7 separate regions of the Homo sapiens genome follow, and all the other regions are linked to region 5. A link is a loop called in an ENCODE intact Hi-C map of the cell type or tissue named here. Cell type or tissue: heart left ventricle. All regions are shown on one strand.

Region 1 (4,000 bases), 970 kb after region 5:
ATCAGAATGAAAAAACAGTCTACAGAATGGGAGAAACTTTTTGCAAATCATATAACCAAAAAGGGACTTGTATTAAGAATGCATAAATACAACTCAAGAATAAAAAAGCGAACAACTCAATATTTTTCCTTCCTTATCAAGGACATTCTTAAGTGCAAATGATGTATTTTTGTTTGTTTCTTTTCTACTGTGGTCAATGGTGGGAAGAATACAGTGACCACTTGTGCAGTTTGATTCCAGTGCCTTGATTCCTGTTAAGGCACCAGCAGTTTTAATAAATATCTTCTGAAAAAATAAAAATTAAATCACTGACATTAATTCTAAGAGTATAAAAGAAATATGACAAAGTCACTCTTCATTGGCTCTTCCAAAAATCTAAAACAAGATGAAATACATTTTTTTCTCACAAAATGTCTCTTACTCAATATAAAAGATATTCTTTAGGTATACAAAAATATTTGAAATCTGGCAACTTGTTTTGAATAACTTTTTAAAATGCCATGTAGCTGTTATGAAAAATTCCAAACATGTTTCTGTATTTTTTATATTATTTTCACGGAAACATTTAAAAGTGAGCTGCAGATACCATGACAGTTCACATCTAAATATTTCAGCAAAATGTTTATCAACCAAGGATATGTCTGAAATGTTTCTTAATAACAGCAGCACTTTTTCCAAATGCAATTCACAAGTAATCTTGAGTATCACTGTGGATATATGAGTATTTTACTTATCCAGTGTTTCATAATCAATTAAAATGATTACTCATTTTTATAATTTCTTAAAAACACATGTCCATTGCTTTCTTGCTTTATTTTGATATCAAGAAGTGTGATGCTAAATTGGTTCTATGTTAATTATTTTCATTTTTAATTACTTTTAATTTTTAAATTACTAATTTATTGGCTTAGAAGCTCAGGCAGCTTTTATTTTCCCTTTTGTTTTAAGGTCTAATACTATATCTTAAAAGTTGATTGTTATAAATCAAGTTTCCCAGGTATACAGGAAACAGGAGTCCTTTCAATATGGAAATTCAGATCTCATTTTATTTCAAAAAAAGTTTTATTATAACTTTAAATACCATATCTGTTAATTTTCCACTTGTTTCCTAGTTCAAGGTGTTGAACTAAATATATGGAAAATTCTCTTTCTGATCCTTTTTATTTCTCTTATTGCAGATTATTTTCTTGGCTCTTTCCATTCTTTACGTCTTTTATTGAACTTTTGGAATATCTATCTTCCCTTGTCTACCTTGTGATTTACTTTTCATTTCTGAGATGATTTTTGTCTTTTTTCACCATTTACTTTCCCGAGTTCAGTCAGCTGCTGTTTCACATATCTTCCTGTTTGTCCATTTCAACTGTGAGTTTTTGAATGTCTGATTCATGGTGTCCTTTCATAATGCAATTGCTTGTTTAATATAGGTTATTCGTGTTCAGATGTTTCATTTCAGTTTTCCTGTTTTGTAATTTTTCTTTGATTTCTTCCCTTTTTATTTGTGCTTTCATTCTGTGTGTGTGTAATTTACTAAGAAGATTTGATTTTAATTTTGTTTTATACTTACTGTGACTTTGTAAAGGTGCTGGCTTCTTTTTCTGTTGAGGATTATTTGTATTGGCTTTTTTAGAATGAGCAGTAACAAGTTATCTTGCAATGGAGGGTGAACGGAGGTAAGCTGACTTACTAGGTTTCTCAGTTCAACAGCACCCTCTTCTGTGGCTTCACTGAAGTGTAGTTGCTTTAATAAGTGGCACTTTTTGTGGTGGGAGGGACAAGATTTGTCTTAAAAAAAAAATCATCTTGTTCCCATAGTGCCCTTATCTTCAGCTGCTTTCTTCTTTCCTTTCACCACCACGACTCCAAGGGACACCACAGCCCCACTCTGTCCTTTGCAAGGTGTCTTCCATTATCCCAGAATTCATGGTTTCCCAAGATTGTCACCTTAAGGTCATCCATACATTCTAAGCCCCATCTTGCAAATCATTATTAGTCAGGTCTCTGACAAACCATATATAATTCAGAATGAGAAAACTACAAATATTAATTTCAATTTACATGTGGCAGCCATCCTAAAGGAACCTGGAACTTTTCTCCTGTAAAATGGTAAAGTTCTCTTTTCTTAAAGTCATCCAAGTGTTCCTTTTACTTAACATTTTGAGTCATTTCAGAAGCCCCCCTAAAAGAATGTTCTTTTTCCATGATCTCTTTCCAAGGTCCTTCACTAAGAAAATCTACTTAAATAACTTAATAAGGGAATAATTTCTACATGGAAAAAGCTGTGCATTCCTTATTTTGCTTTACTATTTTTTTAAATAGAGATTTTGTAGAAGACAACACATGGTATTTGCTTACTTTATAATAGGATTTTGACTCCAATAGAGTCATACTACCATCTCAAATGAAAAGACAATTAAAATACTGTCCAAATCCTCTGCATAAATAAAATACTCCTGGCAAATTATGAAGCCTATGAAGTTAGTCTTTACAATCCCCCTGTGCTTTCTGTATCCTTTTTCTCTTTCATGTTTATCCAGTGCCTGAAAAATCTTTCTCTTCTGTGCTATCCAAGTACTCCTAAAATAACACTGTAAAATTATTTACTGTGTCCACACAGAAGGTTCTCTCTAACTCAGAAAGAGTAAAGTTTATATTCTATAGTGCCACACTGAGATCAGACAATTCACGTATAAAATAACATACAGCCAGGTATGATGGCATGTTCCTATAGTCCCAGCTACGTGGGAGATTGAGGAGGAAGGATCATTTGAGCCTAGGAATTAGATACCAGCCTGGGTTACATAGTGAGACCCCATCACAAATAAATAAACATAAAATTACATAGTTTATTTCAGGTAGAAGGCCAAAGCATCTTTCCAAACACTGGAAATAAAGCCAACAAAACGAACAAGAAAGCAGAGACACTGTGCTATGCTAGAAACAAACTAAAAATTAAGAATATCAATAAATAATTAAAGACACATCATCTAGAGTAATCCAAAATCATTAGGAAGAAATTCTCTACACATACCAAAAATAGGAAGGTAGCCCAATAGTTAGTATAACCTGTTTTGAAAATGACAGCTCAAAGAAGCACTTGAAACTAAAAGGAAATAATAGAGAAATCAAATTAATTTCTTCTTACAATCTTTGGAAAAAAGGATAGAAAAGTTCACACTCCTAAACTGCATTTTTAAATGTTCATATAGTTATATAATAGATAACACATATTGTACAAGATATAATTGATAAACCTGAAAATTTAAAGACACTCCGAGTGAAGAAAACTGAAGTTTATTGGTCAATGGAGACAAACACAAAATGCTATTACAAATTCAGAAAGGTCCCAAGAGTCACTAAAGATTATTTTTGTGAAAACAGATTATACAGCAATGAGAAAACAATTTAATACATTATTTCCCTCAAAATGAGATCCCCTCCAAACTCCCTGCATCACTATTTTTCTAATTATCAAACTAAAAACTTGTGAGAGAAGATATGAAAATAGAACTTCAGTTAAAAGCTACTTTAAAGAAGCACAAGAAAGATGGTAAGCCAGGGAAAAAAGACATAATATGAGGCAGAGAACAGCAAGTTAAGTCCAAAGAGAACTAAGGTTACACTAATTTATGGCCCAACTGTTGATACACATCTTATTTACTGTCAGTTTCCAATGTAGTATAAAAATGCACACACCAGTTAAATAAGAAGACCTGCCAAGCAACTCAGTAAAGCTGATATAATAAAATCCCAGAAAAATAAACTCTTTTTCTCATTTGAGAGACTTTAAAAGTAACTTCTTGTATGGTAAAAATTATAGGCAGGCTTTCCAGAAGTTCACACAACCAGCTAACCTGAATGCACAAGGAACTATCTGTGTAGAGTCAAAGGCAATTCTAAAATAGTAGTGTAGAGTTCTGGGGGATGTCAGAGAAAAAACTTGTCAAAATCATTGAGCACTTACTCTGAACTCTACTAAATCTATCAGGAGTTAATGTATATT
Region 2 (4,000 bases), 120 kb before region 5:
CACTTGCCTTGACTTCTTGGCCTTCTATAGGTCTTTACAATAAAGAGTGAAACCAGAATCACATTTCTTCAGTCCCTTTGTACAATAATTTGACTACAAAATCATACTTCATTGGATAAATTTCTGTAAGTAAGCAGAAGATATTTGAAATATTAATAACACGGGAAAGGTAAAGGAGTGAAAGCAAGTCCTTTGTGGAAACTAGAATCCTTGCTACCCTCCATCCTAAGCAAGAGCGTGAGATAAAAGTGAGAATATTTACTGAGCCCTAAATTCTCTTAAATGAGCAAGAGTGAATTGAAACTTTCAGTGGTCTCCAGGCTACTTGAATGAGAGGCCCTAATCCAGAACAAGAAGAGTTACCGAAAATATAAGCAAGAAATAAGAGGAGAGAAAGAATTAAGAAGGGAAAAGAGAGGAATAAAAGTAGACGAGGATGGAAAGAGAACAGAATACTTCATACCTCATATACTATGTTTGATACATTGTATACAGCAACATCTTAGAAATATCATTTGAAAATGACTGTTCATTTTCCCAGGAAATTAAATATTAAAATATCTTGTTGTTCATTTTGCAACTCTATTGTGAGTTCCCTCTATTGTGATTAATCTTCTTCCAGTACTACCATACACCTAGCACGTAGTAGACATTCAATAAACTGGAGGAGGGGGAGGCAGCAGGATAATGTTTGCTTTTTTATTTTTAAACTCATTTCATTTTTTGAATAAGTATTATATTCACATTGTTATGTTTTGTTGTCCCCCCTCCCTCCAAAATACATATTTTGAATCTCTAATCCTCAATATGACTCTATTTGGAGATAGGGCTTCTGAGAAGGTAATTAAGGTTAAATGCGGTCATAAGAGTGGGGCCCTAATACAAAGAACCAGTGTCCTTATAAGAAGAGGAGACATGGGGAGTGCATGCATGCAGAGGAAAGATCATGTGAGGACACAGTGGGAAGGAGGCCATCTACAAGTCAGGAAGAGAGGCCTCACGAACCTAAGCCTGCTGTCACCTTTGTTTTGGACTTTCAGCCTCCAGAACTGTAAGAAGATAAATTTCTGTTAAGCCACTCAGTCTGTGGTATTTGGTTATGGCAGCCCAAGCTGACTAAACAACATGGCCCTAAGATTAAAAGGTAACAGTGAAAAGTCTTTCTCCTTGCCTCTTTCTCAAATGATTATATCCTTCCCTACCTTTTAAACAGTAGGCAGCATATTAATGAATGACTTTCTGATGGACCGTGACTAATGTGTCTATCAGTAATACAATGGAATCTAATAGGCTGTAGTAGAATGATGTCCTTATGACCAGGAGACATGCAGGGCTTTGAACTATTACCCTTTTTTATTCTCACACTGTGGTAACTTTCTATTTCTGAATTTTTAAAAATAGTTTTTAAGATTTTTTTCTCCATCAGTTATCAGCTATTACTGGGGCTATGAATGTGCTTCACACTAGCATCTGCCCCACTTATTGCTGATTACCAACTTTGTTAAAATTGTTTCTTTTTTAAAAATCTTTATTTTATTTTATTTTAAGTTCCAGGATACATGTTTAGGATGTGCAGGTTTGTTATATAGGTAAACATGTGCCATGGCAGTTTGCTGCACCTACCAACCCATCACCTGGATATTAAGCCTCAAATTCGTTAGCTTTTTATCCTGATGCTCTCCCTCCCCCTTGCCCTGCACCCCACAAAAGACCCTAGTGTGTGTCGTTCTCCTCTTTGTGTCCATTGTTCTCATTGTTCAGCTTCCACTTATAAGTGAGAGCATGTGGTGTTTGGTTTGCTGTTCTGCGTTAGTTTGCTGAGGATAATGGCTTCCAGCTCCATCCATGTCTTTGCAAAGGACATGATCTCATTCCTTTTTATGGCTGCATAGTATTCCATGGTATATATGTATCACTTTTCTTTATCTAGTCTATCATTGATGGGCATTTGGGTTGATTCCTAAAATTGTTTCTAAAGTAGAAGTCAGTAAGATCTAAGTGACAGCCAAGCTTTTCTGTATGAGATAAGCACATGGGCTTTGATTTCTCTTTTACTGTTTCAGAAGTCATTTTTTTTTATTGTTTTTTAGTTTCTGGCTATGTTCCGGTAGTTGAGATTGCCAGAGATGTGATTTGCAGTTAGCATTTTGTATTCATAACTGACTGTTCCTCCTCTATAATTTCACAGTCTAAAATGTCCTGGCTTTGTCAGGAGGTGGCATCAGTTTGCCTAGTAGCTTACAGTTATGGACCTTGCATTGTTTGCCTTTGAGAGTTTCAAAAATGTCCACCTATTCTCAACCCATCAGTTTCATATATCTGCCCAGATGATTTGATATCCAAACAGAAAACTATTTGTAGCAATATACTTCAAATTAAACAAGAAGCCCCCTTACTTATACGTGAGCTTTTCCATTACACATGGATGTGATGTTCTCTGGAAAGGTGTACGGTGGGCAGTGCTCAGGCTGAGGACTAAACTGTGAGAGCCCTATGAGAGTGGTTACATGAACCACTGCTTGCTGAGCATCATCATATCATAGATTAAAACTAGGCAAATGAAGACCACTCTCCATTATTCTCTCCCGGTCCAGAAAAGGAGCAGCAGCTTTCTTGCTCCTTAGTCTAAACCATACAATAAAATATAACCATTTCCCCATATTTTTAGTCCATTTGGGAGAATCAGCCAGGCCTGGATGTGCCTTTGGTTCTTTTACATGAGTCTGGAGTCTGACAGATGTGAGTTCAAATCTTGATTCCAGCACTTACTGGCCACATGACTGTATCGAAGTTTCTTAATGTCTCTACACCTTGCTTTTTTATATGTAAAATAGGAATATTCTTAGTATCTATCTCATAGGGCTGTTGTTAGGATTAAATGAGGTGATATATGTGAAGAATTTCTTGGAACCTTTTGGCATGAAGACCAATTTATGATATATTAACTATTTATGGGCTACTTTAAAAATTGAGATTTGGGATATATTTAAGTCCCTTAGAAAGAATGTATATCCATACAAATTAAATTACCTACATTATTTAATAGAAGAATGTCAGTGAGAAAATGGCATGCTCATTATCCCCAGCAATTTTTCTATGAGGGCACAACTCTAATCTTTCATTGTGGAACTAGCGTGTGAGTCAAAAGGGATCCACAGATCATGGGATGCTCAATGTTGGAACACAACACTAATACCTGATGGATAATTTGACTGATTAGAATGACCTATCACTTATCATCATCAATAAATCACAGCATGTGAAACCATACTGCATACCTTGAATATTATTGCTTCAACTCTCATTCTCCTCTCATAGCACAAAGCATTTTGCTTAACAACAGCCACATTCTTATTAAAGTGAGCCCACAGGAAATGTTTGAAAATGGTACCCTAAGACCAGAATCACATGAAAGTTTGTTAAAATGCAGATTTTTGAGGCTGGGCTGGCTCTGAGAGTAGGAATTATTAAGACTGCAAATGATGACAAATTTACAGAATTATTGCCCTGAAATGTACAGAGGTAGGCTTTTTAGCCTCTTTCTTGAGTTTTCTGGTTTTTTTCTTGTGCATATTCTCCAATAAGAAAGCAGTTAATCTAGAACAGTGATTTCAAACCCCAGCTCCCACCTGCTTTGTGATTGCACATTGGGAGTCTGATTTCAAAGGTGTGCAGTGAAGCTTGGATCATTCTAATATTTCTCCAGAAATCACGATTCTGACAATCCTGATTTTATCAAAGCTCTATAAGTGCTAAATAGTTTTTCTGAATAGAAGACAAATATCTTTCCCTTGTTAATCCTTTTATTAAAAGATACATAACAGTATGTTTTATCCTACTCTAGCCTTACATGAAAACCTAACCCCAAGCCTGTATATGATATAGTATTTGACATTTTGAATAAATAATGGAACATCTGGAATCTTCAAAATCAACTTAGAAATTTCAGTTTTGCACAAATCTCTTAATACTCTAGGATCTGGATAAACAAATTACATTC
Region 3 (4,000 bases), 170 kb after region 5:
TCTCCTGCCTCAGCCTCCCGAGTAGCTGGGATTACAGGCACCTGCCACCATGCCCAAAAATTTTGTATTTTGTAAAAATACAAAAATTACCTCTAGAAATACCCTGCTGTGGTGTTTCATAATATGTGTATTTGAGTATTTGCTCTGTTGTCTTCTTCAAATATGAACATTTATGAATCCCAAAGTATACCTGGTTCAAATGATTTTAGATAAGGGATTGCAGGCCTGTGTCAAACACAGACTATAAAAATGATTAAGAATGAATAAAATACATGGGAAGCAAAGTTCTAGCAAAAATAAAATATCTCTGAAAAATAATTGAATATAATGACTAGAAATAAATAAATAAAATTGTAATACCTCAGTGGTTAGGTTAAATGACAGTCACTGTGTTAAGTATTTTATGTGCCATTTTCTTTTAGCTCTTACAGAGTACATACTATTTTACTGATTTAACTAATTTTTCAAGGCCCCCAAAGTATTGATTCTATGCTAGTGTCTTTCATTGTCCTGTGTGGCAAAACAAGAACCTAAGACTATCCTAGTCAACAAATTCCTTTAAATGGTTTCACAGAGTGTCTGCCAATTCATGAAGTCAGTAAGTTCATGGAATCCCATTTGTTGAATTTACTACATGCAACGCACTGTGCTAGGCTCTGAAATTGTAAAAAAGAAAACACTTTTTGCCTAGGGATAAATAAAATTTTTTCATAATGTTAAAGGCTAATAAAGAAGGTAGAATAACATGTGAAAGATTATTTTAACTCTTTAAATGTAGTCATAGAAAGAAAGTTTGGAGATAATACTTCAAAATATTAACTGTGATGGTCTATATCTGGGTTGTAAATTTTAGAATTTTTTTAAAAAACATGTTTTCCAAATTTTCTACAATGAGCACATATTGTATTTATTACTAGAATTTTTTTTTTTTGAGATGGAGTCTCATTCTATAGCCCAAGCTGGAGTGCAGTGGTGTGACCTTGGCTGACTACGACCTCTACCTCCCAGGCTCAAGTGATTCTCGTGCCTCAGCCTCCCAAGTAGTTGGGACAACAGGTGTGCACCACCATGCCCGGCTTAATTTTTGTGTTTTAGTAAAGACATGGTTTCACCATGTTGCCCAAGGTGGTCTCGAACTCCTGAGCCTGATCCGCCCGCCTTGGCCTCCCAGAGTGCTGGGATTACAGGTGTGAGCCACCATGCCCGGTTGAAGAAGTATTTTTTAAGCAATGTATATCTGTGAAACACTCTAGAACTTTCACTATCATTTAAAGAATAGGATTTAAAATGTCTAGATAAATATATTGTTTGGAATACTTTAAAAAGTGAATATTCTCCCATTCCTTAAATGTGGGTTTCTCCTAGTGACTCCCTTAATAGGACTACAATATGGAAAGGAGAATAAATAGTAACTGTGGTGGAAAGGCTGACAAACACTATCTCAGCTAAGTGATCAAGGTTAACATCAATAGTGACAAATGGTGTTGGTAGTATATACCCTTGGTATGATGTGATGAAACCGACACTTTACCACTGAGGCCATCTTCCCCAAATCCCATAAGCCTGTTTAATCATGAGATAAATATCAGACAAATAAATATTGGGGGCCGTTCTACAGAACACGTGATGACAACTCCTCTAAACTGTTCAGGTTATCAAAAACGAGGAAAGTCTGAGAAACCCCCACAGCCAAGAGTGTCCTAAGGAAACATGACAACTAAATGCAATGTGGTATCCTGGATGGGCTCCTGAACAGAAAAAAAGACATTAGATCAAAACTAAGTATGAGTAAAGTATGGACTTGAGTTAATAATAATTAATTGTAACAAATGTATTATACTATACGAGATGTTGATAATGGAGAAACTGAGTGTGGGCTATATGGTAACTATCTTCTCAATTTTTAAATAAATCTGAAACTATTCCAAAATATAAGGTTTGCTTTTTTTATTAATTATTGCACTTTCATTTTTTTAATTTTTCACATATATATATTTTTATTATACTTTAAGTTCTAGGGTACATGTGCACAACGTGCAGGTTTGTTACATATGTATACATGTGCCAAACACTGCATGTACTCACTCATAGGTGGGAATTGAACAATGAGAACACTTGGATACAGGAAGGTTTGCTTTTAAAAAAGGTATTTAGGTTTTTGACCTGTGCATCTGGAAGGTTGGAATTGTCATTGACTGAGATGGAGAAGACCATAGGAGAAGGTGAATTGAAAAAATTTGAAATATACTAGTCTAGCCCCATAGGGCAGGGATGTATAAGATACATGCATTGTGAATACATCACTGTTTTAATATTCTGTATTTAATACAATAAATATTTTGGCAGAGAAATAGTGAGTATTCTAGAAATAATTCCTGTCCTCTTTAAGAAGTACAAGTTCTTCAAAGATTCCCCAGGAACAGCTGTGCAAGTCAGTGTGGCTTTCTAATCTCTTTCATCTATACTTACACACTATAACAGTTTTTTCTATTGCAATGCAGCCCAAGTTTTTTGCAAGGTAAATTATTTGTGATATTCTTAGGAAGAAAAGGTAGAAAGTAAATAACTTTTTGGTGGCTTGGTATGGTGTTGTATTTTGCCAATAACTATTTATTTCCAATAGTGTTTAATGATATTTATTGGATTGAAGAAAGTTAGCTATCTTTCAGGTATCTTTCCCAGAGCTCACAGGACAATATTTCCAGCATGCCCCCGGAATGGTAGACATGCTGAAAATATTGTCCTGTGAGCTCTGACAATCTAGTACTTGTCACAAATAATTATTTTTACAATTATTATTACTATTATTATTATATTATTGCTACCATTGGTATACATACACACAAATATATATATATATATTTGGTCTTTTTGTGCTCTTTATTTTGTTTCATTGATCAACATTTTTTTGGTAAATGCTATTTTTATATAATTGTTGCTTGTAGTATTAGACCTACTTCTTTTTGCTCATCTTTTTTCAGAAATCTTTAATAAATTCACCTCTGTATGAATTTCAGCATCATTTTATTAAGTAGATGGGAAATCTTGGGTGTGTCAGAAAACTATTTGCATAATAATGCTGTGTAAGAAATCACCCAAACTCAGTGGCTTAAACAATTGTTTATTCTTGCTCATGTTTTTGTGGACCAGTTGCCATCCAGGCTGAGATCGGCTGTGCTTAGTTCCAAAGCTGCAAGTTGGGTCCTGGTCTGTTTCATGTGTCTCTCTTCACCAATGACCATTGAGCCACCTGGGGCATATTCTTCTCATGGTGGAAAAAGCACAAAAGACTAAGTTCAATCTTGAAAGCACATTGCAAGCTTCTGGTGGCCTCACATCTGTTAACATCCCATTGATCAAAGGGAGGCCCAAAATGAAGGGGGGAGTAAAGTGCACTTCACCCACCATGAGGTCAAGTCAAGTTACATGGGCAAGTCCAACATCAATGGAGTGGGAAGTATACTCCTCCTATGAAGGTGAGAGTAGAGAGAGTGACTATTTGCCAAAAATAATTTCATTCACCATTCTGGTGGAATATTTATGGGAATTGCATTAAATGTTAACTTGAAAACAGACACTATTAGAACAATTGCCTTTTCTACTAATATCTTATCTACACAAGTAATTGTTAAGTAATTTGCTAAAAAAGACTATGAATGTACATTTCAAGTAGACTTCCTGTGGTATCTAGTAGGAGCTTAAAAAATGTTTGCTAAACTGTTATTCATGGATATTTTGTATTTTTCTTATCTTGAGTGCCAGCTCTTAAAATGATATGTGTAACTATTTTAGCATGCAAAAATACTATTAATTTTATATATGTTTTCCTGCATTTGGTTGCTATACTGAACTCTTCTAATTAAGTTCTGGAAGTTTTGGGTTTTTTTTTTTTTTTTTGCATTGTTTAGGTATGCAATCTCAATGTTTTTAAATAATCTTTTTCTCATTTCTTTTCAATATTGATTGCATTGACTAGAGCTTATCAAACAATAGTAAACAA
Region 4 (4,000 bases), 990 kb after region 5:
ATACTGAATTAACACTAGTAAGATAAAAACATAAAGAAATAGGCATAAATCCTGAAATTGAGTTGTTTTTTGTTTTGTTTTGTTTTGTTTTTTAAGTCAGCTACACTGGTAAGTATGGGAAAGTCAGGCTAATAATAATTCCTGTCAGAATGGGCTATAGATGGCATGGCTGATAAAAACACAAATCAAGCTATAGAAACAGAACTATAATACACCAAATAAAGATGGCATTGTATTGCTCATTGTATCTCTTGCACTGGAGGAAGACATCAATATGACTGTGATGAGTTTTAGATGGCACACTTTTAAAAAGGCATTGACAAAGTATGTTCATTTTATATACACTACCTTCAATCTTCAAAATAACTCAGAAGGTAGAGAGTAGATCACCCTATGACAGATAAAGTATCTGAGTCTTAGAGAGATTAAATAAGGTACTGTATTAGTCCATTTCACACTGCTATAAAGAAATATCCAAGCTGGGTAATTTATAAAGGAAAGCATTTTAATTGACTCACACTTCCACATGGCTGGGGAGGCCTTAGGAAACTTACGAACATGGCAGAAGGCAAAGGGGAAGCAAGGACCTTCTTCATATGGTGGCAGGAGAGAGAAGTGCAAGCAGGGGAAAGGCCAGACACTTATAAAACCATCAGATCTTATAAGAACCCACTCACTATCACAAGAATGGCATGGGGGAAATCACACCATGACCCAATCACCTTCCTCCTTCTCTCCACACATGGGGATTACAATCCAGATGAGATTTGAGTGGGGACACAGAGTCAAACCATATTGGGAACCCAAAAAAAGCAAAATTTGAATGCAAGTCCATTCATCTCCGTGCTCTTTCTACTAGATCATGTTGCCTTAAAAGTTTCTTCTAGCACTAGGAGGGGGCAATTTGGCCATACTTCACTTGTAGAATATTTGAAAACCCAGTAGCAAGGCACACCATTATGCCAACAAAAATTGACATTTCTGAAATGGGATTACAGATTTATATATTAATGTAAATGTCTTTTCCTTCTTGTTTTACCTAACAGCTACAATCCTAAAGTGTTATTGTATAAATCAATTTTTAAAATGGAATACACTTTCCCCAATGATAAGCTAGAAATAAAGATTGTCTTATTACTAATTAGTAATAAATAATCCTCACACACAAACACCCCTTAACTTTTTTTGACCCTTCAATTTCTTGGTCAAGTATTTAATAACATGGAAACTAATATCTAAAAATATGCCATAAGTATCTGATAGATTCATCTATTTCATAGATAAACTTCCATATTGTTAGGTTTTTTTAAAGCCTACACTTACATATAGAGAGAAATTTTTACCATCCTTTATAAAAAATTTTTGTGACCCAAAATTGATATCCAACATAAAGGATATCATAAGCAAAGACCGCAGGTCTGTATCATTTACCAGGTCCATTTTTCCCCCATAATAAAAGCCATATAAAAAAATTTACATATAGAGAGAAATTTTTACCAACCTTTATAAACTGACAATTCAATATCAAAATTATTTTTCTCTACCAGTTGCCTGAAAAAACAACAATCATAATTTATTTGAAGGTATAACCTACCTTGATCGCCAGCATTTAAAAATATTAGACAGTTCCCTATATACAAATATATGATACTACTGCCATCTTCTGGTACAACACAATTTCCAAATTCTGTATAGTATTTCTATAAATGAGAATCCACCAAATATGAAATAACTAGTTTATATTACTGAAAGCAGAATTGATAACCAGCTAAATGGCTAAAATGCAGTTCAAATAGAATTCTAGCAATAATTAATTTTTATCAGTGTGTGAGATAAGTTCTCTCAATAATACTTAACACTTACTGAGTGCTTCACTATATTTGAGGCATAGAATTAAGTGCTTTCTAAGCAAAATAAAAATTACTTTAATAACTATATGAGGTAGAGTTATTATTCTCATTTTACAGATGCAGAAACTGAGGACAGAAGAGGTCCAGTAGTTTTCCCAAGGTTACATAGCTAGTAAACGGCAGAGGATCTGAATTTAGGAGCTTATTGATTCCAATGACTTTGCTTTTATTATTATATTGTAATATCCCCTATAATGTCAGATAGTAGACAATAAGTAAGTCTGTTAACTCATTTAGAATGGTAAGATTTAATTTAGTGGAGTGGAACAATAATATTACAATTAGTGCAAAGATCAGAAGAGTCACATAAATCAAAAAGACATAAATCAAAGAACTAAAAGAAACCTTAAGGGTCTCAGAATTTATTTTTCCATATGATACAGAACTTTATCGTCTAAAAATCCAAATGAATTTGCCTCTAATTGTTTTATAAATATCATATGATTTGTAGATTTTATACAATCAAAAAGTTTAGGTGCTATGCATTTAGTGTTTAAATTAAAATTAACTTTGCTTTGACATATTTAAGAATATTAATAAACATTAGTTGGAAACTACTACTCCTAGTAAACATATTTGCCAATTTATATTTAGAGATGTTTTATTAACACAAAGGGATATGGTACTATGTTGTGCTATACTATTTATATATACTGATTTCTTAGAAGTCATAAAGCAACTCAATAGACGCTTTTGTTAATTACAGATAGGGCAGTGAAATAAACTGCTAAAAAACAAAAACAAAAAACTACCCATGATATGACCAATCCATTTTGAAACTATAACAATAAGAACTTTATCCATATGCAAAATGACAAAATGAGTAATTTAATTATGTTTTGGTGCCTTTATAAATTAAACGAATCACATCTAATTTCTGAAATTTCATTTTAATGAGCTTTTGAATAACTGAAGTGACAAACAGCTGTAAATAACAATATAAAATAAATGACAAAATAAAATGCTGAGATAATGTGGAATTATACTGATGAGTAAATTAATCACTTTGAAAAATATAGTAACATGTAGAAAAGTATAGGAGAAATCCTGTCAACTGTTACTTGAATCATTTTGGTGAATTTTTGGTTCATAAAGTTTTATAATTGTATCAATTTACTATCAGCAATTTTAAGCGAATCATGTGATCATAGTTTCATATTCTTCACAATCAATTTTACCCGAATCTCAAAGAGATGTTACTATTGAATATGTAAATTTAACTTTTGATTTAATTTCCTAGTAAATATTATAAATAGACTAGAATCCATATGTTCAATAATGTAATATATACTATAGTAGGTCCTTTACATTTCCATATAAATTTTGGAATCAGCTTGTCAATCTCTACCGAAAAATAAAAAAATAAAAAGCCTGCTGGGGTTTTGATTGGAATTGGGTTGACCCCAAATCAATAAGATCTCAGAAAAACAGTCAATATAAAATCAATTGTAATACTTCTGCATTTGAGCAACAAACAAATGTAATGTTTTAAAAATAACATACAAAATGTTTAGGAATAAATTTAATAAAATGTGTAGGAAATATCTACAATAAAACAATATAGAGAAATTACATGAGATCTAAATAACTGTAGAGATATACTCACGGATTGTGAGGACTCAATACTGTTAAGCTGTGATACAGCCCAATATAAAGTTAATTCAATCCCAATCAAAATCCCAGTAGGCTTTTATTCTTTTTCTTTTTTTACTTTAAGAAACCTACAAGCTGATTCATAAACTTATATGAAAATGCAAAGAACCTAGAACACTGAAAACAACCTTGAAAATGAAAAAAAAAATTTGGAGGACTTATATAATTTCAGGAGTTTCTATAAAACTACAATAATCAAGAATGTAATAGTGGTATAAAGATAGAAATATTACAATGCAACAAAATAAAGTCCAGAAATAGACCCCCAAAACATGATTTTTTGACAAAGGGATCAACATAATTCAATGAGGAATAAATACAGATGCTGCTCAACTTATGATGGAGTTATGTCCCAATAAACTCATTGTAAATAAAAAATACTGTAAATTGAAAATGAATTTAATACCATGATAAACCCACTATGAAGTCAAAAATGA
Region 5 (4,000 bases):
TTTTGACCGTTGGGCAGAGATTTCCCATCATGGGATCAGCCATAGACCATATCCACTGGGAACATGGAGAAAAGGTTTAGAGGTTCCACCAACATTTTCCTTAATTCTTAGATGCCTTTTGGTGGTTGAATTCTGTCCTTATTTTCTTATTTCCTGAAGCCCAAAATATAAGCTCTATAATGTGGTCATTCATAAACCTTTAGGGATATTCCTATTGGAAAATGTTGTGCAAGTCTTATTTTAGAGTTCCCAGAAGGGAATTACCGGACCTTAAGATATGCACGTTTTGAAGATATTGGATACAACTGGTCTCCAGAAGTGGGAAGACCATTTTTGCTCCTTTTAATAGTGGTGTCTGGTGTCTCTTTCCTCAGATATTCAGTAATGGATATGTCATGCTTTTTCATTTTGCCCTTCTGATAGGTGGAAAATGACGTAACATCCTTAATTTAAGTTACATTTTTTGGATGCCATTGTGAATTTTTTTTCCCCTATAGCTATTGCCTATTTGCATACCCTCTGAAGTTGCCCGTTCTTGAAGGACACTGATAATGTTCTCCTCCCCTGCCCTTTCCTTTTTGTTGCCAGAATAACCTAATCTAAACCAGAAACTCCATCTTTTCTTCCCCAGGGCTCCTATAGACCCATAGGCGGCTAGAGTGTACCTGTGAGCCTCTGGGGAGATGTCTCACCGCCAGAGAGCTGTCCCCAACTCAGGACCTCACCTGCCTGTGCGTGCGAAATTACACCTGAGATGGAGTGGCTGTGTCCAGCTAACAAAGCCGTTTGGGGAGGGGATTTCAAGCATGGCTATTCCTTGTTCACTTTAATAAAACATGGCATGAATTCAGGCAAAGGGACTTACTCCTTACTCCCTCACCTCAGATTTTTCTGTGTTTTGCTGTTGGTATAACTTGTCCTGTGTTGCTAAGTTTTAAACATATCTATATTTTGTTTAAAACACTAACCATGGCTTTGTTTGAGTGGCTTATTTTTATGTCCTAAGGAGTTGACCTAGACAGGGAACAGTTAGTCATATTCTGTTTCAGGCCAATGCCTCTGAGCCCCTTCCCTTCTCGTTTTTCTCTGTCTGAAATGATGCTCTTGGCTGGCCCCATTTTGCTGTTTGTCCAAACGGGCGCCCCTCAGCAATGGGCAACTTTCTCCATTTTGGTGTCTTATCTAAGACCTTGCCCACTGGCTTAAAGAGTTGGCTTGGGTTCCGTCACAGTGATGAGTTGCCTGTCCCGCCGTCTGTAGTCGGGAGGGCTTTTTCCGTGATGAGAATGAGCTGCAAACTCAGGCAAACACTGATCAGGAGAGACATGAAACCCAACCTGGCCCAGTCGGCTTAAAAATAGTCCAGTCATTTCACCCCTGGAATTTTCTCTTGCTTATGTGGGTGGACAATTCTCTTGGAACACCACCAAGATCATGAGGAGGAGAAAACAGAGCAGGCACCAACCACATGAATCCAACCCAGGCTGACCCCGTAGCCGGTGGTGCATTGGCCCTCACAGGTTTGCACCCTGCATGCAGGGCCCTTTCTCCCCCACGAGAGGGCGCTCTCGTCACTCTTAAAGCAATCGTACTGGGGAACACTCAGGTTGTTTCTTAGTGAAGTCCCCGAAGAGCACTGCATTTAAGCTGCTACTTTGTGTCTCAGCTTCTACTTTCAAGGTTTGTTATGAATGTAAAGACATTCTCCAACTCAAGCAAGTGTGGGCAATATTAGTGTCTGGAAACGCCTGTTGCAAATGAAGCACAGCCACTGCTTGTTTGTGTTTCGTTAGTGAAACGTGATTGTAACCCAGGGTTTTTGACGCTCACAGAAGCATCCGCCTTGGTAATGCTGTACATCCAGGCTGCTCTTCTTTGTCCCTAACCTGGTTGCAATGTGGCCGTAGCATGCTTGTGTTGACATCTGACAGGAGATGAGGACTTGACTTCCTGGGCTGATCTTGCTTATTTTGGGGAGAGCAGGAGTGCCCGTGGTTAGTGTGGATCAGCCTGACAGGAGATTTTCTATTGAGGGAGGATTTAAGACTGCATGCAGGCAAGGGAAATACAAGCCATATTTCACCAGCTCAATACACCAGGGAGCGCTACCATTTAACGAAAACCACCATTCTGACTTCCGGGTTTTTAGGTCATCTGGCAGCCACTGGGTGGGGTCAGTTTCTTGGCCCTTGATTAGAAGTTCCTTCTGATTACAAAACACCTCTTGATTGAAATCTTTGCATTTTCTTTGCATTTGCATTTCCACCAATCTTTTTATTTTTTATTTTTTTTGCCTTGGAGGATGTGTGTATGTGAGGGTGACCTTCTCTTTATTTGTGGGAATCGGGGAGTGCCCTCCTCCCTACAAAGTCACTATAAAGCTACGGGCTTTGCTGCCCTTGGTACAGGGTCTAGAAGTGGTTGTTGGGTGGTGACCAGCACAGTGACAGTTTATTTCCTGGACCTTTGAACCTAAATTCCCACAGGAAGAACATAAAGGACTCAGCAAATCTTGCCCCCCGACCCCCGTCTCCTCCATGCGCCTACACTGGAGCCATGAGTACTACTGCTACCGTCACTACAGCCAAATTATTATAGAGAATTACTATGTGCCAGGCATGGGTAATTTTTGGTTGTTTTAATCAACTTTGTTTCAAACAGCTTTAGATTTGCAGAAAAACTATGAATATAGCAAGAGTTCCCCCACTTTCTCCTTTTTTTATTTATTTTATTTTATTTTTTTGAGACGGAGTCTCTGTCGTCCAGGCTGGAGTGCGGTGGCGCAATCTCGGCTCACTGCAAGCTCCGCCTCCCGGGTTCATGCCATTCTCCTGCCTCAGCCTCCCGAATAGCTGGGACGACAGGCGCCCGCCACTACGCCTGGCTAATTTTTTTTTTTTTTTAATATTTTTAGTAGAGACAGGGTTTCACCGTGTTAGCTAGGATGGTCTCGATCTCCTGACCTCGTGATCCACCTGCCTTGGCCTCCCAAAGTGCTGGGATTACAGGTGTGAGCCACCGCGCCCGGCCTCCTATTTTTAACATATAGTTTCTCCTGTTGTTGTTGTTTTAATCATATTAGCATAACACATTTGTTACAATTAGTGAAGGAATATTGATACATTATTATTAACTGAAGCCAATACTTTATTCGGATTTCCTTTATTTTGACCTAGTGTCCTTTTTCTGCTCCGGGAGCCTACCCAGGATACCGCCTTACCTTAGTTGTCATGTCTTCTTAAGATCCTGCTGGCGGTAGTGGTTTCTCAGACTTTAAACTTGTTTTTAATGACCTTGACAGTTTTGAGGAGTACTGCTCAGGAGTTTAGTAGAAGGTTCCTCTTTTGGAATTTGTCTAAGGTTTTCTAATAATTAGACTGGGGTTATGGGTTTTTGAGAGGAAGAAGGCAGAGAGAAAATGCCATTCTTATCACATCATATTCAGGGTACATATTATTAACATGATTTAACGTTGTAGATGTTGAACGTCATCACCTCGCTGAGACGGTGTTTGTCAGGTTTCTTCTCGTAAAGTTACTGTCCCCTCTCCTTTTTTTATACTGTACTATCACAAGAAAGTGACCACGTGTAGTCCACACTTAAGGAGGGGGAGTTATATTCCACCCTCAGAGAGCACAGTACCTATAAACATTTTTGAAATTTCTCTGCACAGAAAATTTCTCTCTTCTTCCCCATTTATTTACGTATTCAATTGTTTATTTCTATCAATATGGACTCATAGAGATTTATTCCATACTTTGAGTTATAATCAAATAGTATACTACTAGATTTTGTTTGGTTTTTTTTTTGCCTCTGGGAGCTGTTTCACGTGACTCCTGTGTCCCTTTGACACACCCCCATCATTGCGGGTTTTTGTTTTTGAGGTGTTTCTTTCTTGCTTTCTTTGTGGCACTCACTACAAGATACTCCAGGATTATCTTGTACATCTTCTGCCCTAGTCCTTGAATCAGTCATTTCTCCAAAAAGCCCTGGCCTTTTT
Region 6 (4,000 bases), 1.4 Mb after region 5:
CCTGCCAGTCCCGCGCCCTGCGCCCGCACTCCTCAGGGTGGATGGGACTGGGCGCCGTGGAGCAGGGGGCTGCGCTCGTCGGGGAGGCTGGTGCCGCGCAGGAGACCAGGGGGAGGTGGGGGGGAAGGCTCAGGCATGGCGGGGGCTGCAGGTCCCGAGCCCTGCCCCGCGGGGAGGCAGCTAAGGCCCGGCGAGAAATCGAGCACAGCAGCTGCTGGCCCAGGTGCTAAGCCCCTCACTGCCTGCGGCCATCCGGCCGGCCGGCCGGCCGCTCCGAGTGCGGGGCTCGCGGAATCCACGCCCACCTGGAGCTCTGCGCACGCGCCTGCAAGCGCTGCGCACAGTCCCGGTTCCCGCCTGCGCCTCTCCCTCCACACCTCCCTGCAAGCTAAGGAAGCCGGCTCCGGCCTTGGGCAGCCCAGAAAGGGGCTCCCACAGTGCAGCGGCGGGCTGAAGGGCTCCTCAAGCGCGGCCAGAGTGGGCGCCAAGGCGGAGGAGGCGCTGACATCGAGCGGGGGCTGTGAGGGCTGCCAGCATGCTGTCACCTCTCAGTCCCACTAGATCCCAAGAGGCAGCAGAGGCAGCTTCTGAAAAATAAAATAAGTGAGTAGGCACCCCACCCCACTCGCTCCCTTTCCCACGGCCCCACCCCCCTCTCCTGGTTCCATTTGGCCCACTCAGCTTCTTGCCCAAACTTCATTCTGAAGGCGTTGGCTCTCTCCATCAGGGTGAGGTCACCAAGCTTTGGGGTTACATGTATCTGCTTCAGGCCTGTCACTCACTAGTCCCTAGTGACCTTGGGAAGGTTAACCTCTGAGGGCCTCCATTTCCTCATCCTTAAAGTGGGAATAATCATACTTCCCGGCAAGAGCGCCAGAGGGCTTATGGGATGGCTGTTTGTAAAGCCCTTAGCACAGTGAAGCATAGCCAGCTGCTGAAATGTTGCTGATGGCATCTCAGCAGCCCTTCCAAGGGCACTTGTGCTCTAACTAAGGTCCCCTGAAAACCAAAGGCCATGGAGAATCCGGTGAGGCTGGTGCCAGAGCCCCAGGGTGCCAGCAGGGTGATGTTGGGGGCAGGCCAATGTCCCCAAGTCTCTGATTCATTCAGCCAAGGGCAGAGTTCTCTGCTCGTCTGCTTACTTGATGTTGAAGACTAACCACAGTCCGGTGAAAACAAGAGCAGAGCTAGGAACCAGACAGCTACTCCAAGGGACTTTCTAATGATACATAGCGAAGCATTTTGAAAAAAATTAGATGGTATCTCATTGAAACATTTCAAAAAATTTTAGGTATTAAAAACAAATGGTTCAGGTCACTTCCAAATAGAATAACTGATCGATAGCTTTTTATATAGGAAGAGAGTGCTGATTCCAGGAGAGAGAGGTTAGGTCAAACCCCCTAGTTTTGGCACAGGAAAATGGCTTGTCAGAGTAGCTTCTCAAACTATGATGCTGTGAAGACTCACTTAGGGATCTGGTTAAGATGCAGACTCTAGGCTGGGTGCGGTGGCTCACACCTGTAATCCCAGTACTTTGAGAGGCTGAGGTGGGTGGATCACTTGAGGTCAGGAGTTCATGACCAGCCTGGCCACCATGGTGAAACCCCGTCTCTACTAAAAATACAAAAATTAGCCGGGTGTGGTGGTGCACACCTGTAATCCCAGCTACTTGGGAGGCTAAGACAGGAGGATTGCTTGAACCTGGGAGGCAGAGGTTGCAGTGATCACATCACTGCACTCCAGCCTAGGCTGCAGAGCAAGACTCTGTCACCAAAAAAAAAAAAAAAAAAAAAAAAAACAGATTCTGCTTCAGCAGGTCGCGTGTTGTGCCTGAGAGTCTATATTTCTAACAAGCTTCCAAATGACATGCTGCTGGTCCGTGGGCCACACTTTGGGAATCAGTGTGGAAGAAAAAGCTACCTCTCTGCCCCGTGCTTATTTTGGTCTAAAAGGTCATTTGCTGCCGGCTCCTGCTCAGTGACATATAATCTCTGTTTGTACCTGTGTCCCTGAATTATCTTTCCTGTCCCCACAAATGGCCTGAAAATAACCCCACAATTGGAAAAATCGCCTGGCTGTCTCATGCAACCCTAACCCAAAGTTGTTTCAGGGAGAACATTAAGCCGCCTCCCAAGCTCGCCCTCTGCTGGTGAACAAGGGTCATTTTTTTCCTAAACCCTCACCCAGCCTTTCTTGCTGCACAAATGCTCTTTTTTTTTTTCCTTCCAATTAATACAGACAGAAAAGTCGCATGACCTATTCCAGAGGTTTATTGCACTGTTGTCGATTTTGGAGAATGTTTCCACTCTGTTCCTTAAAGTACACCCCTCAGAGGAGGTAGATAAATGTTTGACCAACACTGTCTGGCAACTCACGATATTACGAGTTCTCCGTGTTGCCTAAACATCCTCTTCTTGACTGAACTTTGTTCTCATCCCACCCCACACACTTTCTACAGTGGTGGCAAGCCTTCATTTACTCACAGCTCGAATGTGGCAAGGTCAGGGGGAGTAATGGTTTCCTCTGATCCAGGGTTGGAGGAGGATGCAAAGTAAGCATGTCCCAGAGACAAAAGAACATTTAAGAGAAGGATATGGAGATGGGGAGACTCATAACACAGATCATACCACCATCACTCATTCATTAAAACATTTCTTCATCACCTACTGTGTGCAAGACTTGGGACTAGGAGCAGAGAATTCTTAATCCCTGCACACGGGGAACCTAAGCCTCATAGAGGAAATAAGCGTAACAGTGAATCGTTAGTGAGTGTCTGCTGTATGCCAAGGAGCATACGTATGTTACCTTATTTAATTTTATTTCATCCTCACAGCAATCCTATGATCATCCTCATTGTATGAATGAGAAGACTCAGATGCAGAGAAGTTGAGTCAGACTTCTAGTTAATGAGGAAGTCAGTTTAAATGAACAATATGTAAGTCTGGCACAGTGGCATGTGTGTGTAGCCCCAGCTACTCCGGAAGCTGAGGCAAGAGGATCACTTGAGTTCAGGAGTTCAAGACTGTATAGTGCACTATAATTATGCCATGAATAGCCATTGCACTCCAGCCTGGGCATCAGAGCGAGACCCCATCTCTTACAAAAGAAAAGAAAATAAAAACTTTAAAGAACAATTTGTTATTATCTCTCGTGGTTCTGGAAGTTATGGGGCTCAGCGGGCTGGTTCTCACTTGGGGTTCCTTATGCAATTGCACTCAGACAGTGGCTGGGGCTGAGATCCATGTCTGGAGCCAGGGCTGGGATATCTAAAACAGTTGGGGGCTGGTAGGGCATCTCCGTCCACATGGCCTCTCCACATGGCTAACTTGGGCTTCCTCTCAGCCTGGCAGTCTCAGGATAGTTGGACATCTTAGATGGCAGCGGACTCCCCACTGCAGCAAGTGTTCCACAAAACCAGACAGAAACTGCAAACTTTCTTGTGACCTAGACTCTAAAAGCATGGACATTATTTCCGCTACAGTCTGTTGGTCAAAATAGTTACAGGTCAGATTCAAGGTGTTTCTGTGTCTCAGTGGGAGAGTAGCTTACAAGTAAAGTGAGATAACGAATTGATGAAGCCCATCCTGGAGACAAGTCATGACACCAGGGTTTGACCCTAAGCAGCCTGATTCCAGCCTCTGTGTGCTAAAGCATTATGCCCCACTCACCTGACACAGTACAGGCACAGCCACAGAATGCCACCTGTGGCTGTTATATCACGGTGGCTTGAAGGAGAAGTGATTAGCTGTGCCTCAGGTGGTCAGGAAAGGCTTCACATTAGAGGAAACACCCCCTCACACATACATACTCCTTTCTTCTCAGTGCAGAAGAAGACAGACAGTGGCTGCAGTGGGTGGCATATACTCGTCTGCATCACGTGAGGTGGCCTAAAAGCTGAGGGCAAGAGACAGCTCTGAGGCAGTGTGTAGAAGGGAACTGACCTGGAAGGGGGGAGCTATGGAGTCCAGTCCCAGCTGCACCATAGTGTAATGCTGGGACC
Region 7 (4,000 bases), 980 kb after region 5:
ATACTTTAAACTCAACAAGATGGTGGGGTTTTTTGTCTGATTAATAGTCAATTATTTTAATTGATATATTTACTGATTCTGGCTCTCTTCATTCTTTACTGAATTTTGTTGTTTCTCTTTATAATCATTTTATTTCTGGCTGAAGAATTTCATTTAGTTTTATTTTATTTCAAGTGCATTGGCAACAAATTCTCTGTCTGAAAAACATTTTGATTTCATCTTCACTTATGTAAGATATTTTTGCTGTGTAGAGAATGATAGGTTAAAAGTTTTCTTCCTTTCACCACTTTAAACATGTCATTCTATTGTTTTATGGTTCTGATTGTAATAATATGTCAGTATTAAAGATAATGTCAGGCTTTCCTTCTCTGTCAGGCTTTTAAGTTTGTTCTCTATGTTTTTTCAGCATTTTGACTATGATGTGGCAAATTGTGGTTTTCTTTGCATTCATTTTGCTTACAATGAATTAACTGAATATGTGGTCCGATATATTTCATTAGTTTAGGAAAATGTTTATTATCACTTTAAATATTGTCTGTTCTTCCTTATTTTCAATCTGTCATCTAGTTTGGGATGTTATTTACACACATGTTGGACCATTTTTCTGTGTCTAACATATCTCGTACTGTTTGTTTTTTCTGTGCTTCAGTTTCAATATTTTCTATTGTACTGTCTTCAAGTTCACTAATTCTATCATCTTCTGTATCCAATTTGCTGTTAAGCCATCGATTGAGTTCTTAACTTCAGATACCATATTTTTCAATATTAGAATGTTCATTATTTTAGTTATAAGCTCTGGTGAAACTCCCCACCTTTTCATCTATTTTCAAGAATATTTTTCCTATTTTCTTGAACATCTTAAACATAGTTATTTTAAAGTTTTTGTCTACTACCTCCAAGTTCTGGATCACTTCTGAGTTTGCTTCTATATTCTGTGTTTTGTTTTTCTCTTGGTATATGATTACGGTGTACTAGTAATTTTTAATTGATGGATGTAGGAAACTGCATACTTAAGAAAGGTTATATACAGTGTTATTTTCCACTTAAGAAGGTCCATGTGTTCCTCTGCTGGGCAGTTAAGAGTGATACTCTGATCACTTTTACTCATTCAGGGACTGAGCTGAATTTAGACCACCTGAAAATTTTGATAAAACTAATTCATTACACCTTAATGTGGCCCTATTCTAATGGTGAGGCCCTTCAAGGTTTTCAGTTGAAAGCCTGGCAGGTCTTTGTCTCAACACAGAGAGAGTAAGACTATAGAGATTTCTAATATAATTTTCAAAGGTTTCTGACTTACATTTTTGGACTATTGTCCTGCACAGCTTAAGAATTTGGCATGCCAGCCTCACTGAACTGCCAAAAGCTGTACTGATCACTCTGTCCCCGTTAGTAACCCTTTATCAGAGGCCAAGCCCAAATTCTCACCTATAGCGCAGAGGTATGTGACTTTTCTATGCAACTAATCACCTCAATCATTATAGTATGAAAGCAGCCATGATGATATGTAAATCAGTGAATAAGGCTGTTTTCCAATAAAACTTTATTTTAAAAAATAGGCAACAAGAAGATTTGGCCCATGGGCCATAGTCTGCTGACTTCTGCTTTTGCTGCACCCGGAAAAAGCAAGTGTACCCAAGAGAAAAAAGTGGCTAGAAACTGTCAGCATTAGTTCACCACAATCTCCAGAGCTGTCACCTCTTACCTGGTACATTCTTAAGGGGCTCTCATCCTGAAGATGTTTATCTCCTCAGTAATACAAGACTAGTAAATTCATAGCTCTGGTTATCAGATGTTTTTTGCTTAGTAATTTAGTTTCCCTTTAGTTTTAGAATTTGGCAAGTATTTTGAAAGGAAAATTGGTAATATGATTGAGGCAAATATCTTGAAAAGGAAAGTTATTTTGAGTGAATGACAATTATGTCACTCTAGCCTAACACAGTCACCAAAAATGTTGCTGGTGAAATTTCTCTATACTCTAGCAGTGGCCCACTGCCAAGCCCAGATTCTCAACCTTTGGTCTACTCCCAGAATTGGCGAATGATTACAGAGAAAAATTGGCTACAGATTCTCAGCTCATCTCTGAGAAGTTTCCCCAAATCTAGATTTTTAGATTCTCAGTCCTCATTGCTTCTACATCTGATATTTTTAAAAATACGATTTAATCTGCCTTTCCTAATTGTTCTTGGTGAGCTCATAAGCCTACTGCAAATTATTCCATCCTGTTCAGAAGTAGAAATTGTACACTACTACTTTTGATATTTTCATTATCACTTAGTCCCAAGTATTTTTTTAATTTTCATAGGTTTTTAAATATTATTCTAAGAATTATTCAAAGAGTGTTTTCAAATTCCCAAATATATGTTTTAAACAATTCTTTTTTACTCATGATTATAACTATTACACTGTGATCCGAAAAAAAATGCTCCTCAAGATTCCAACACCTTATGTTATTAAGACTTACTCTTTTGGCCTAGTATTGGTTAATATTTGTAAACATTACAGTTGGTCTTAAAGAGAATGCTTATTCCCTAATTGTTCAATTTCTTGGCTCAAGTTTATTGATTATGTTGCTTACATTTTTAATTTTAAAACTTTTGGATGGCTCTTTTATTGGTTTCTGATAATGTAATACTGAAATATTCCATTATAATGATAAACTTATCAACCTGTTTTTTAAATATGTAAATTTTTGTTTTAAATATTTTGTGGTTATATTACTAATTAAGAGTTTAACATGCTTTTCTCTTCCTGATGAGATAAACCTTTACTTAGTTATCTTGCTTATGATTAATAATGTTATATGTTATATACTCTATGTACTATGTACTATGTGTATACACATATATGTATATGTACTATGTATATATTTTACACTATAAGTATTTAAGCTTTCTTTTGGTGAGCAGTAGTTGCCTGTAATCCTTTCATTTTCAACTATTTAATATCATTATATTTTCTGTCTGTAGTTATGCCTCTTTTTATCCTAATGCAGTATTGTTATAAACTATTATTATTCACTTATTTAAAATGTGATTAAAAAATTATCATTATTTCTCTTCACTCCTTTTACTGCCTTCTCATTGATTTTTTAATTTCACTTTTTCTCCTGCAATGTTTCTGATCTTATTTCCTCTATTTCTATTCATTTATTAATCACTCTAAAAATGTAAACTGCATACTTTCCTCACTGTCTAAAGCTATTAAAATTTACAACCCTTTTCCCAAAGGAAAAAAAAAAAAAGCTGAAACTCCAGAATACTTTAACCAATCACTTCCTCTTCTCTTACACAATGTTGTTATTAAATACATTAATACTTTGGTTTATCTTACTCCCCAAATAATTATTGTCATTGTCATTATCATCATAATTATAAAATATATTCAGTTTTTGCTTAAATTTACTCACATTTTACCAATTTATTACAGCGTTCCTATTTACACTCAGACCTCTTTTCTGGTTCATTTCCCTTTTTCAAAAAGTGCATCCCTTTAGGTATTAAGGTATTTTGATACCAAACACTCTCAGCTTTTGCATGTTTGAAAATGTCCTTATTTTTCATTCAGTCCTTAATGGTAGCTTAGCCAGCTTAAATTCTAAGCTAATAGTAATTTTCTCTCAGTACTTTATTGGTATTACTGTACTATCTTTTGGTTTCCGCTGTTGCTATTAAGATGTTTGCTGTCGGCCGGGCGCGGTGGCTCACGCCTGTAATCCCAGCACTTTGGGAGGCCGAGGCGGGCGGATCACGAGGTCAGGAGATCGAGACCATCCCGGCTAAAACGGTGAAACCCCGTCTCTACTAAAAATACAAAAAATTAGCCGGGCGTAGTGGCGGGCGCCTGTAGTCCCAGCTACTTGGGAGGCTGAGGCAGGAGAACGGCGTGAACCCGGGAGGCGGAGCTTGCAGTGAGCCGAGATCCCGCCACTGCACTCCAGCCTGGGCGACTGGGCGACAGAGCGAGACTCCGTCTCAAAAAAAAAAAAAAAAAAAAAAAA

What was found. A loop is a pair of places that touch in the nucleus more often than their neighbours do. Peaks named below come from ENCODE experiments on the same cell type or tissue, not always from the same donor. Only the 100,000 strongest peaks of a DNase experiment are listed, where the experiment ranks them.
Region 1: a loop joins it to region 5, with 15 times the contacts of the local background. A loop is called at or near these places in 64 of 110 quality-filtered maps.
Region 2: it touches region 5 in a loop (3-fold over the local background); 13 of 110 quality-filtered maps call a loop at or near these places.
Region 3: it touches region 5 in a loop (2.7-fold over the local background); 33 of 110 quality-filtered maps call a loop at or near these places.
Region 4: it touches region 5 in a loop (6-fold over the local background); 39 of 110 quality-filtered maps call a loop at or near these places.
Region 6: a loop joins it to region 5, with 5 times the contacts of the local background. A loop is called at or near these places in 14 of 110 quality-filtered maps.
Region 7: it touches region 5 in a loop (4-fold over the local background); 72 of 110 quality-filtered maps call a loop at or near these places.

The regions. Positions count from the first base shown.
Region 1 is chr1:77,124,717-77,128,716 of GRCh38, forward strand. All of the region lies in intron 9 of PIGK (phosphatidylinositol glycan anchor biosynthesis class K), which reads right to left. Among named protein-coding and RNA genes, the nearest start is that of MIR7156, 67 kb to the left of the region's middle. In heart left ventricle, a CTCF peak has its summit at 1,726; no DNase peak of the experiment used is centred here.
Region 2 is chr1:76,033,045-76,037,044 of GRCh38, forward strand. No RefSeq gene overlaps it. Among named protein-coding and RNA genes, the nearest start is that of ST6GALNAC3, 40 kb to the right of the region's middle. In heart left ventricle, a CTCF peak has its summit at 2,216 (motif pointing right); no DNase peak of the experiment used is centred here.
Region 3 is chr1:76,322,947-76,326,946 of GRCh38, forward strand. All of the region lies in intron 2 of ST6GALNAC3 (ST6 N-acetylgalactosaminide alpha-2,6-sialyltransferase 3), which reads left to right. Among named protein-coding and RNA genes, the nearest start is that of ST6GALNAC3, 250 kb to the left of the region's middle. In heart left ventricle, no CTCF peak of the experiment used is centred here; no DNase peak of the experiment used is centred here.
Region 4 is chr1:77,142,058-77,146,057 of GRCh38, forward strand. The region is part of intron 9 of PIGK (phosphatidylinositol glycan anchor biosynthesis class K); the gene reads right to left. Among named protein-coding and RNA genes, the nearest start is that of PIGK, 75 kb to the right of the region's middle. In heart left ventricle, a CTCF peak has its summit at 1,690 (motif pointing left); no DNase peak of the experiment used is centred here.
Region 5 is chr1:76,152,747-76,156,746 of GRCh38, forward strand. The region is part of intron 1 of ST6GALNAC3 (ST6 N-acetylgalactosaminide alpha-2,6-sialyltransferase 3); the gene reads left to right. Among named protein-coding and RNA genes, the nearest start is that of ST6GALNAC3, 80 kb to the left of the region's middle. RefSeq lists a silencer at 1,535-1,644. In heart left ventricle, CTCF peaks have their summits at 1,549 (motif pointing right) and 1,752; a DNase peak (open chromatin) is centred at 1,535; H3K4me3 peaks cover 955 bases; H3K27ac peaks cover 373 bases.
Region 6 is chr1:77,531,738-77,535,737 of GRCh38, forward strand. All of the region lies in intron 12 of AK5 (adenylate kinase 5), which reads left to right. Among named protein-coding and RNA genes, the nearest start is that of ZZZ3, 150 kb to the right of the region's middle. In heart left ventricle, a CTCF peak has its summit at 2,160 (motif pointing left); DNase peaks (open chromatin) are centred at 354 and 2,127.
Region 7 is chr1:77,132,561-77,136,560 of GRCh38, forward strand. The region is part of intron 9 of PIGK (phosphatidylinositol glycan anchor biosynthesis class K); the gene reads right to left. Among named protein-coding and RNA genes, the nearest start is that of MIR7156, 74 kb to the left of the region's middle. In heart left ventricle, no CTCF peak of the experiment used is centred here; no DNase peak of the experiment used is centred here.